Linked DNA regions of Homo sapiens: region 1 is linked to region 2. A link is a contact called in ENCODE Hi-C or POLR2A ChIA-PET data. All regions are on one chromosome and are shown on one strand. The core of a region is the stretch at or near the end of the contact, and the rest is flanking DNA. Distances in the headings are between cores, read along the strand shown.

What was found. A loop is a pair of places that touch in the nucleus more often than their neighbours do. ChIA-PET counts read pairs that join two places held with the same protein, here RNA polymerase II (POLR2A). Pooled maps may share reads with other maps.
Region 1: a loop to region 2 is called in a map of mesothelial cell of epicardium, with 30 times the contacts of the local background. The contact joins two enhancer-like sites. A Hi-C loop is called at or near these places in 2 of 168 maps with a recorded cell type or tissue (endothelial cell of umbilical vein and mesothelial cell of epicardium), 1 of 37 single-sample maps with no recorded cell type and 4 of 50 pooled maps. POLR2A ChIA-PET finds 5 or more read pairs at or near these places in 1 of 52 experiments (activated CD4-positive, alpha-beta T cell).

Annotation. Positions count from the first base shown.
Region 1 is chr7:150,997,431-151,001,376 of GRCh38, reverse strand. It overlaps NOS3 (nitric oxide synthase 3), which reads right to left. Exons shown (of 27, transcript NM_000603.5): 6 at 2,929-3,020; 7 at 2,697-2,838; 8 at 2,292-2,431; 9 at 2,013-2,187; 10 at 778-879; 11 at 1-146. Among named protein-coding and RNA genes, the nearest start is that of NOS3, 8.4 kb to the right of the region's middle. RefSeq lists an enhancer at 1-135 and a silencer at 989-1,151. Within about 2 kb of position 1,401, at least 3 of the 41 ENCODE cell types and tissues checked have a DNase peak (open chromatin) inside an H3K27ac peak, as active enhancers do.
Region 2 is chr7:150,463,586-150,467,920 of GRCh38, reverse strand. It overlaps GIMAP8 (GTPase, IMAP family member 8), which reads right to left. Exons shown (of 5, transcript NM_175571.4): 2 at 587-1,250. The coding sequence starts at 1,222. Among named protein-coding and RNA genes, the nearest start is that of GIMAP8, 15 kb to the right of the region's middle. Within about 2 kb of position 1,265, at least 3 of the 41 ENCODE cell types and tissues checked have a DNase peak (open chromatin) inside an H3K27ac peak, as active enhancers do.

The sequences.
Region 1 (3,946 bases), core at 152-2,651, 530 kb before region 2:
AAAACAGGAGTGAGGCTGCCCGAGATGGGGGGCACGATCCAGGCCCAGTCTGCAGGGCAGCCCCCCCTGGCCTTCTGCTCATTCTCCAGGTGCTTCATGAAAGAGGCCGTGGCGGCGTGGTGGTCCACGATGGTGACTTTGGCTAGCTGGAAGGGAGAGAGAGGGGGAGAGGCTCAAACCAGACCCACAGACCTCGCCCATTCTTCCTCCACCACTCCGGTCACCCCAAACCACATGTGCCCTCGATTACCCCATATCTAACACACCCTGTGTCCCCTCAAACCACAATGTCACCCTCACCCCAAACCACATCATGCATGGTCATGCTGCAGGTTCAACATGCAACAAGCAGCTCTAATCTCCAGCATCTGCATGCCTGGTCCCCAAACCAAATAGCCCACAGAAATTCTCAGCAGGCCCCGGCTTCCTCAAACTACGACTCCTGGTGTGCCCTTGATCCTGGTATTTGTTTCCAGGATCCAGCGGGTCCCACAAACTGCAATACCCAATATGCCCTGAGAATCAGCATGACTGGGCATGCAGTAAACAGCAAGGTCCCTGGCACACAGTAAGCCACCAGATGACAGCGCCTGGAATAGTACCTGCCCTGTCCCCGAACCGCAGGCCAGTGTGCGCCATGGCACTGGGACTACGGAACTTCTTCTGCCTGTCCAAATCCTGCCCTAGTTTCTAAATGGCTGCCTCTCCTCCATCCCCCGCCCCTGCTGCCCCCGTATGCAAACCCTTTGCCTTCCTGGCCAGTCTGGGCCTCTGCACCTGGTAACTGTGCAGCACGGCCACGTTGATTTCCACTGCTGCCTTGTCTTTCCACAGGGACGAGGTGGTCCGGGTATCCAGGTCCATGCAGACAGCCACATCCTGGGGCAGAAGGGTGTGTGGCATCGGTAGGGACAGAGGTGATCACGGGGGTGGGGTGGGGAGACTATCTCTGTTTCCCGTACATGGCTGGAAGGAGTGAGGTGAGTGGTGTCCATTGGGAGGCCTGGCTGCCTAGGGGGCTGGTTCAGGTTTTTGCCTGCGAAGGCACCTCAGAGCAGAGAGGGACTTTGGGCCAGTCGCTCCTCAGCTCCAGGCTTTAATTTCTCATCTCTAAAATGGGTCTTAACCTTTGCCGAGTCAAGGTCCCCTTTGAGAATCTGATGAAAGCTCTAGAGCTATGGGTCCTATGCCTGAAAGAACAACTACATGTTCACACCCATCCCCATGCCCCCCTCACCCACCCACTCACACCCACACCCACCCACAAACCCACACACTCACACCCACCCACCCCCACAAACCCACAATTTCACACTCACCGCCTACACACATCCACACTCACACCCACATACCTACACTCTCACACTCGCCCCTACACACCCCACAAACCCACACTCGCCTACCCCTACAAGCCCACACACACCCCCTACACACCCCACAAACCCACACTCACCTACCCCTACAAACTCACACACACTCACCCCTACACACCCCACAAACCCACACTCGCCTACCCCTACAAACTCACACACACTCACCCCTACACACCCCACAAACCCACACTCGCCTACCCCTACAAACCCACACACACTCACCCCTACACACCCCACAAACCCACAGTCACCTACCCCCACAAACCCACAGTCTCACAGTCACTGCCTATACACACCCACAAACCCACACCCACCTACCCCCACACACCCACACTCACCCACCCCTACAAACCCACAGTCTCACACCCACTACACACCCCACAAGCCCACACTCTCACCCACTGCACACCCCAGAAACCCACACTCTCACACTCACCCACTCACACCCCCACACACACCCCTGCCACCCCCTACCCCTTTGCTTCAGTGGTTCTAGAGCTTGTCCTCAGTTCCCATTTAGGAGGCAACCCTGGACCTGCTCTGATTGTCCCCGTGGCTGGCATTTTGGGGATGGAGTGAGAGCCAGACTCCTGCCTTGGACAGGTGCATTCGGTGCCCGAGCCCCATCCCGCACCTCACCTCCAGGATGTTGTAGCGGTGAGGGTCACACAGGTTCCTCGTGCCGATCTCAGTGCTCATGTACCAGCCACTGAAGGGGGCTGCGGGGAACTCCAGGCCCCCAATTTCCAGCAGCATGTTGGACACTGCCGGGAGGGCGTACCAGCGCAGGCCCAGGGCTGCAAACCACTCCAGCCTGGGGGTGTTGGGGTGTGGGATCAGCACCCCCTTGCAGGCCCTTCTTGAGAGGCTCAGGGATGGCCCCCTCCATCCCACCCAGTCAATCCCTTTGGTGCTCACGTGGGGTGCTCCAGGGGCACCTCAAGGACCAGCTCGGGGGGCAGAAGGAAGAGTTCTGGGGGATCATCTGGGGCCTGCAGCAGCAGGGGCAGCACGTCGAAGCGACCGTTTCCTGGGGTCCAGCCGTGCTGAATGCAGAGCTGTGGGGAGTGGGCCAGAGGGGGTTCTGGGGCTGAGCCTCATGCCCTCCTCAGGGACCCCTCCATCCACTGTCTCCTGCCTTCATCTCCAGGGTCCCTCATTGGCTGGGTCTCCGTGACCACCCAGGCACCCCTCCTTTGGTGTTTTTCATCCTTTATCTCACCGAGGCTCCCCTCTTCCTGCCTGGATCCCCCGAGCCTTCTCCCACTGGTTTCCTCATTCTCCACCTTGGGGACACCCTCATGGGTGGCCCTCGGTGCCCACCTCGGTGATCTCCACGTTGGCTGGGTCCCCCCGCACAGAGCCATCCTGCTGCCGGTAGCCCGCGTAGCGCACCAGCTGGCTGTTCCAGATTCGGAAGTCTCCTCGGCCAGGGCAGCGCTGCGGGAACACTGTGATGGCCGAGCTGGCACGCATGGGGAAAGAGCTGGTCAGAGCCCCGCCTTCCCTGCCTTGGGGAAGAAGGCTGGGGCCTGGCATGGTGGGGGGCACTCACCGAAGGTTGCCCCGGTTGGTGGCATACTTGATGTGGTTGCAGATGTAGGTGAACATTTCCTGTGCAGACCTGCAGTCCCGGGCATCGAACACCTGAGCCAGCCGAGGCAGCGGGAGAGGAGGGTGAGGAGAGAGACGGGGGGTCTTGAGTATCAGCTCCAGAGGAGCTGCTGGTGAGGAGGCAGGGGCCATGGTTCACTCCATGGCGCCCTCCTGACCATTGGCAGCCACACTGATCCCTTCCTGCCCTGCTCTCTGACATATGTAGCACCATCCGGGCTGCTTCTCATCTCCTCCCTGGGCCAGGTGTCTCCCCATCCCTATGGAAGCTGACTTGGTATCCAGTACAGAGGAGGGACTCGGCCTCTGCCAAACTGATGCTTGGGTTAGGCACCAACGGATGTCTAAGAGGCCGCCTAGGAGTGTGGGCAGCAAATCCCCCATGATCCATGGCATTCAAGAAAGGACGGGTGATTCTCTTTGAGCACATGGATGGTGGGAAGGGAAGGCTGCACCAGAGGCCTCCTAGGACCCTGCTCATCCTGACATTCTGAGTGGAGGCCCCAGGAGGAGGCTGGGAGGTCCCACTCCTGCCTGAGGGAGGAGGAAACATGTGTCAGTGACAGGGGCAGGGGAGTGGCAGGGACCAACCTGGGGTCAAGGGAGGGACGCAGCTCTGAGTGGGGTCCACTATGGCAGCTCAGATGGATCGAAGTTGAGCTAAAGCTTTGAATGACTTAGAGGGTCAGGCAAGTGTCAGATAGGATTGTTTTTATTTTAGTTGAGGTTCCTTTGGGATTCACTGGGCACGTGGCTTTATTTCAAACTCTTTGGCGGCCAGTGATGGTGAAGGAGGCCAAGGCCATGGGACCAAGTCCCCCATGGGGCAGCTTGCTTCTCTTAGTGCTGTGGTCACAGGCGTTCCAGTAACTAAGGCCAGCCCCGAGTCTGTGGGCTGGGGTGTGAGGGAGGGTGCGGGCCGAAGCAGGGGAACTGGGGTAGCAGTGGGTGTGGGTGAG
Region 2 (4,335 bases), core at 16-2,515:
CAAGTGGAGACCCCAAGCAGCAATTGTGTAAAGGAGGCAGAACTCAGAGGACAGATTTGGACTAGAGTTACTACTCATTTGAAAACCGTTAGTAGTAGATGAAGCTCAATGCCATAAAAGTGTGGGATCATCTGAGAAGAGAGTACAAAGAATTGAGGAAGGCCAGAACCAAGCCCTGAGGATGTTCATTTTTAGACGTCAGAGATTAGAGAAGGACTCAGCGATCTTTGGAATAGCCAGAAAAAGAGGGAAAAATAAAACAAATGAACAAGGAGAGGGCAATTATATTGAAGTCAGGGGAAGAGAGAGTCAAACAAATCATTGTGTGTTGAAGAATATGAGGGACCAAGTAAGATAAAGGCTTAAATTTGTCCATTAATTTGCTAATAAAGCCTAAAGTCCTTAGGCTGATAATTAAAGTACCCTAAAATCTGATACCTCTTATTCCTGCAAATTATATATAAATATCTTATTAAACAAAACCCATGTTCCATCACACAATGCAATATTTCATTTATTTATACCCACTTTCATCCCACTAGTTCAGCAACATAGAGATCTTTCAAGATATTAACAAAATTCTTACTTGAAACCTGCTGCCTTCAGTTTTGAAGTTCACATGATAGGGTCCTCCGTTCGTATTCACCAAAGACTCAACCTTGCGAAGGAGCTCCAACACCTGGGTGATCTGCTCATCCTTACTATTGGTCTTGTTGTTGAAAATGCAGTATCGGCCCTCATAGTCTTGAACCAACTGCTTGAGAGGTTTGTTTTTTTCAATGAAATCTTGCAGCAAGTCATCCCCCAAATCATCCTTCCGAGTGAAGACAATAATGATGTGCCTCCTGGCTTCAGCTCCAAACACTTGTTGGATGCCCTTGGCTGTTTCCTCATCCTCCCTTGTGAAATGGCCGATGGCAATTACCAAGAGCAGAGCATGGAGGCTGGGAGCAGAGAGCTCCAAGCAGTGTTGGATGTTGCGTTGCTTGTCTTCAGCACAAGCTATTGAGGAGAAAAGGTCAGGGGTGTCAATTACCACAACCTTCCTTTCTCTCAGGACCCAACTCTCTCTCTGGCACATTTTGATCACTGTCTGATCACTGAACTTGGACTTGAACACATGTTTGCCCAGAATGGCATTTCCTGTGGCACTTTTTCCCGAGCGGCATTTTCCCAGGAGGAGGAGCCGCAGTTCGGACATCTGGCAGCTCTGCTCTGACATGCTTTCCTGACACAGGCTCCCGCTTGTTCTGTTGGGACAGAAAACAACACATTAATGTTCAACTCCCACACAGAGTGGACAGGAAAACAGCAAGAAAAGACATTCTCTTTTTGACTCAAATTGCCGCCAATGAATTTGAGCTACTGAAGTTCTAGACCCAGACTAGATTAGAACAAGAAACACTTTCCCAGGATCTTCCTGTTCCCTCATCTCTGAGACAAACCTAGAGATCTCTTTTAGTTCCTTAAATTTTTTTTTTTTTTACCATTAGGAACCACAAGAAGTCAGATATGTTAGAAACCATACTAAATAAGCATGTTTCAAAGTTGAAGGAAATCTCATAATTAATAGTAATGGTCAGATGTTTAAAAAATACAGATCTCTGGGACCCAACCTACACCTATTAAATCAGAATCTCAAAGGAAAGATCCTAGAAATCTGTATTCATCAAATGTCACAGTAATTCTAATGAGTAGCCAAGTTTGGGAAGCATTGCCCTATAAAATGCAATGAAATGTCTAGAGCATACAAGCAAATATAATATATGGTATACATGATACTCTGAAAATAATATCACAGAAGACAAACTAGAAAACTTCATTTGTGGGACTCGTGATGCACCCAGTGCCAGGTGAAGTTAACAGAGAAGCATGATGTGGTGGGTATGACCATGGTCTTGGACTCTGACCTGGTTCACCTTCTGCTCTGCACGCATTAGCTGAGATCTGTAGAGGCCACTTAACCATTCTGAGTCTCAGTGTCCTAATCCATAAGATAGAAGCGGTATTACCTACTTCAAGGATATTTTTATAAAACTCAAATGAGATGACAAATGAGAAAGTACCTTGCAAGTTTCCACATATTACCTAAATGCAAAGTGGTACGATTTCAGTATATAGATAGTGCTGCTTGGATTTAATATTCTCCCTGCAAAGGCTTCCACCTGCCAGGCAAGTCAAACCCAAAACTCTTGAGCTAATGTGCCAAGCTCTTTGCAATCTGTTTCCAGCCCACAGAGTCAGCTCTACTTGTAGCCACTCTCCTCAACACACTGTATGCTCCAGCCAAGTGAACTACTCATCTGTATTTATTTATTCAGGCCCCACCTTGTTTGACATATGTTTTGAGCTGATTTGCTGTACCTGTTCAGTCATCCTGCCTTGTACAATTTCTTCTGGATTGCCCAAGAGACCCTGACCTGAAATCAAGTGAGGCCTGGAAATTCATGGCAAAACTGTCGCTGCGAGGAAAAAAACTCCCCTCTACCATAATCACAGGTTTTCCCTTTAGGGTACATCAGCAAGTAGCTGTGATTCCCACACAGGGTTACACCAGGGATCCTGTGTTCCTCTCTTTAAAAACTTAGTTTCCAAGACTGCAAAGCTGGCCATGATGCCCTCACCTGGGAAGGTTTACCTATGCAGATCTACAAGAGAGTGGCTCTCCCTATGAAAGCTTCGTACAGCACCCTCTTGGATGGCCACCCCTCCATGGTCCATGGTGAAGTCAGAAAGTTATTCATGTTATTTCACACCCTTTCTAGTGTCTCTGCCCCTTGATGGGTTCCCTTCCTGTTCTCACCAAGCCTGCTCCAGCATCCTTTTTGTCACTTGTATGAAAAGACTGAACAACAACAAATAAAAGGCATAGATGCAGCAAGCAGATAAGAATGTGACACACATGAGGACAATGTTGTGGGAGTCCAGGGAGGAGTCAGTCACTGGGACAGATTGGTACCACTCCATCAAAACTGCTCCAGCAGAGGGCAAAGATCCCTTAGCTGCCAATTCACAATGTGCTTACACTCATTATCTGATCACTCTGTGCCATAACCTCTTCATTCTTTATATTTTTCTGATTATGAAGTTTAGTGTTTATTCTAAAGAATTTGGTATATTTAGAAAATTTTAAAGAAAACAATCTGGCTCCATCTGTGGCTCCATCATACATAAATAGCACATTTAACATAAATTGTTAAAATATGCCTATAATTTCTTTTCTTTTTTTTCTGTTTTAGAGACAAGGTCTCTCTCTGTTGCCCAGGTTGTTGTGCAGTGGTGGGACCACAGCTCACTACATCCTCAACCTTCTGGGCTCAAGTCATCTCCTGCCTCGACCTCCAGATTATCTAGAACTACAGGCACACACCACCATGCCCAACTAATTTTTTAAAATCTTTTGTAGAGATGGGGTCTCTCTATGTTGCCCAGGTGGGTCTCAAACTCCTGGCCTCAAGCAATCCTCTGGCTTTGGCCTCACAAAGTGTTAGGATTACAGACATGAGCCACCATGTTCAGCCCATAATTTCCTCATACACACATACATTTGCATCATCTGGCAATAACTTCTCTTGTAAAATATATTTTCATTAAGTAAGAATAACATAGTCCTTAAAATAAGTGGGAAAATATGCAAAATGATGATTGGAAAATGATCTGCCGTCTACAAAGAATCGTATCAATTTGTAGTGTTTTTATTACATGTAAATGAGCATTTTAGGTTCTTTTCCTTTTTATCATACTTATGTGTCCATCTGAAGCTAATGTAAACTCTGTATGAGGAAAGTTTACCCTAGAAACTACTCCAAATATTGAAAATAACAAGTAGTAGTAAAATAATTTACTTTATCCTGCCTATCACTGCTGCCATTGACACCTATACACACTGCCCAGGGGCCTAGGTTCCAGCCAGCTCAGCCCACTACTGCCACCACCAGCGCCCATGCATGCCACTTGGGGGTCTAAGGGCTGGCCCACCACTGCTACTGGCACTGCCAATGCTACATATATCATCCAGGGGCCCAAAGACTGGCCCACCAAACCTGTTGCTGTGGCCAACACACACCACCTGGGAGCCCAAATACTGGCCTACTCGGGTCCTCCACCTGCCACTATCAGTGTTTGTATATGCCACTCAGAGGACTGAGTACTGACCCACATAGCCCATAGTCACCAATACTGGTGCTCATGTGCATCACCCAGGGCCCAAGGGTGAGCCCACTTGGTATCTCTATCCCCAGGAAATCTTACCACAGCCTTCACTAACAACCACAGGCTAAACCACTGAGGAACTTGCAGACATCACTGACATTGATTACAGCCAAAGAAATCATA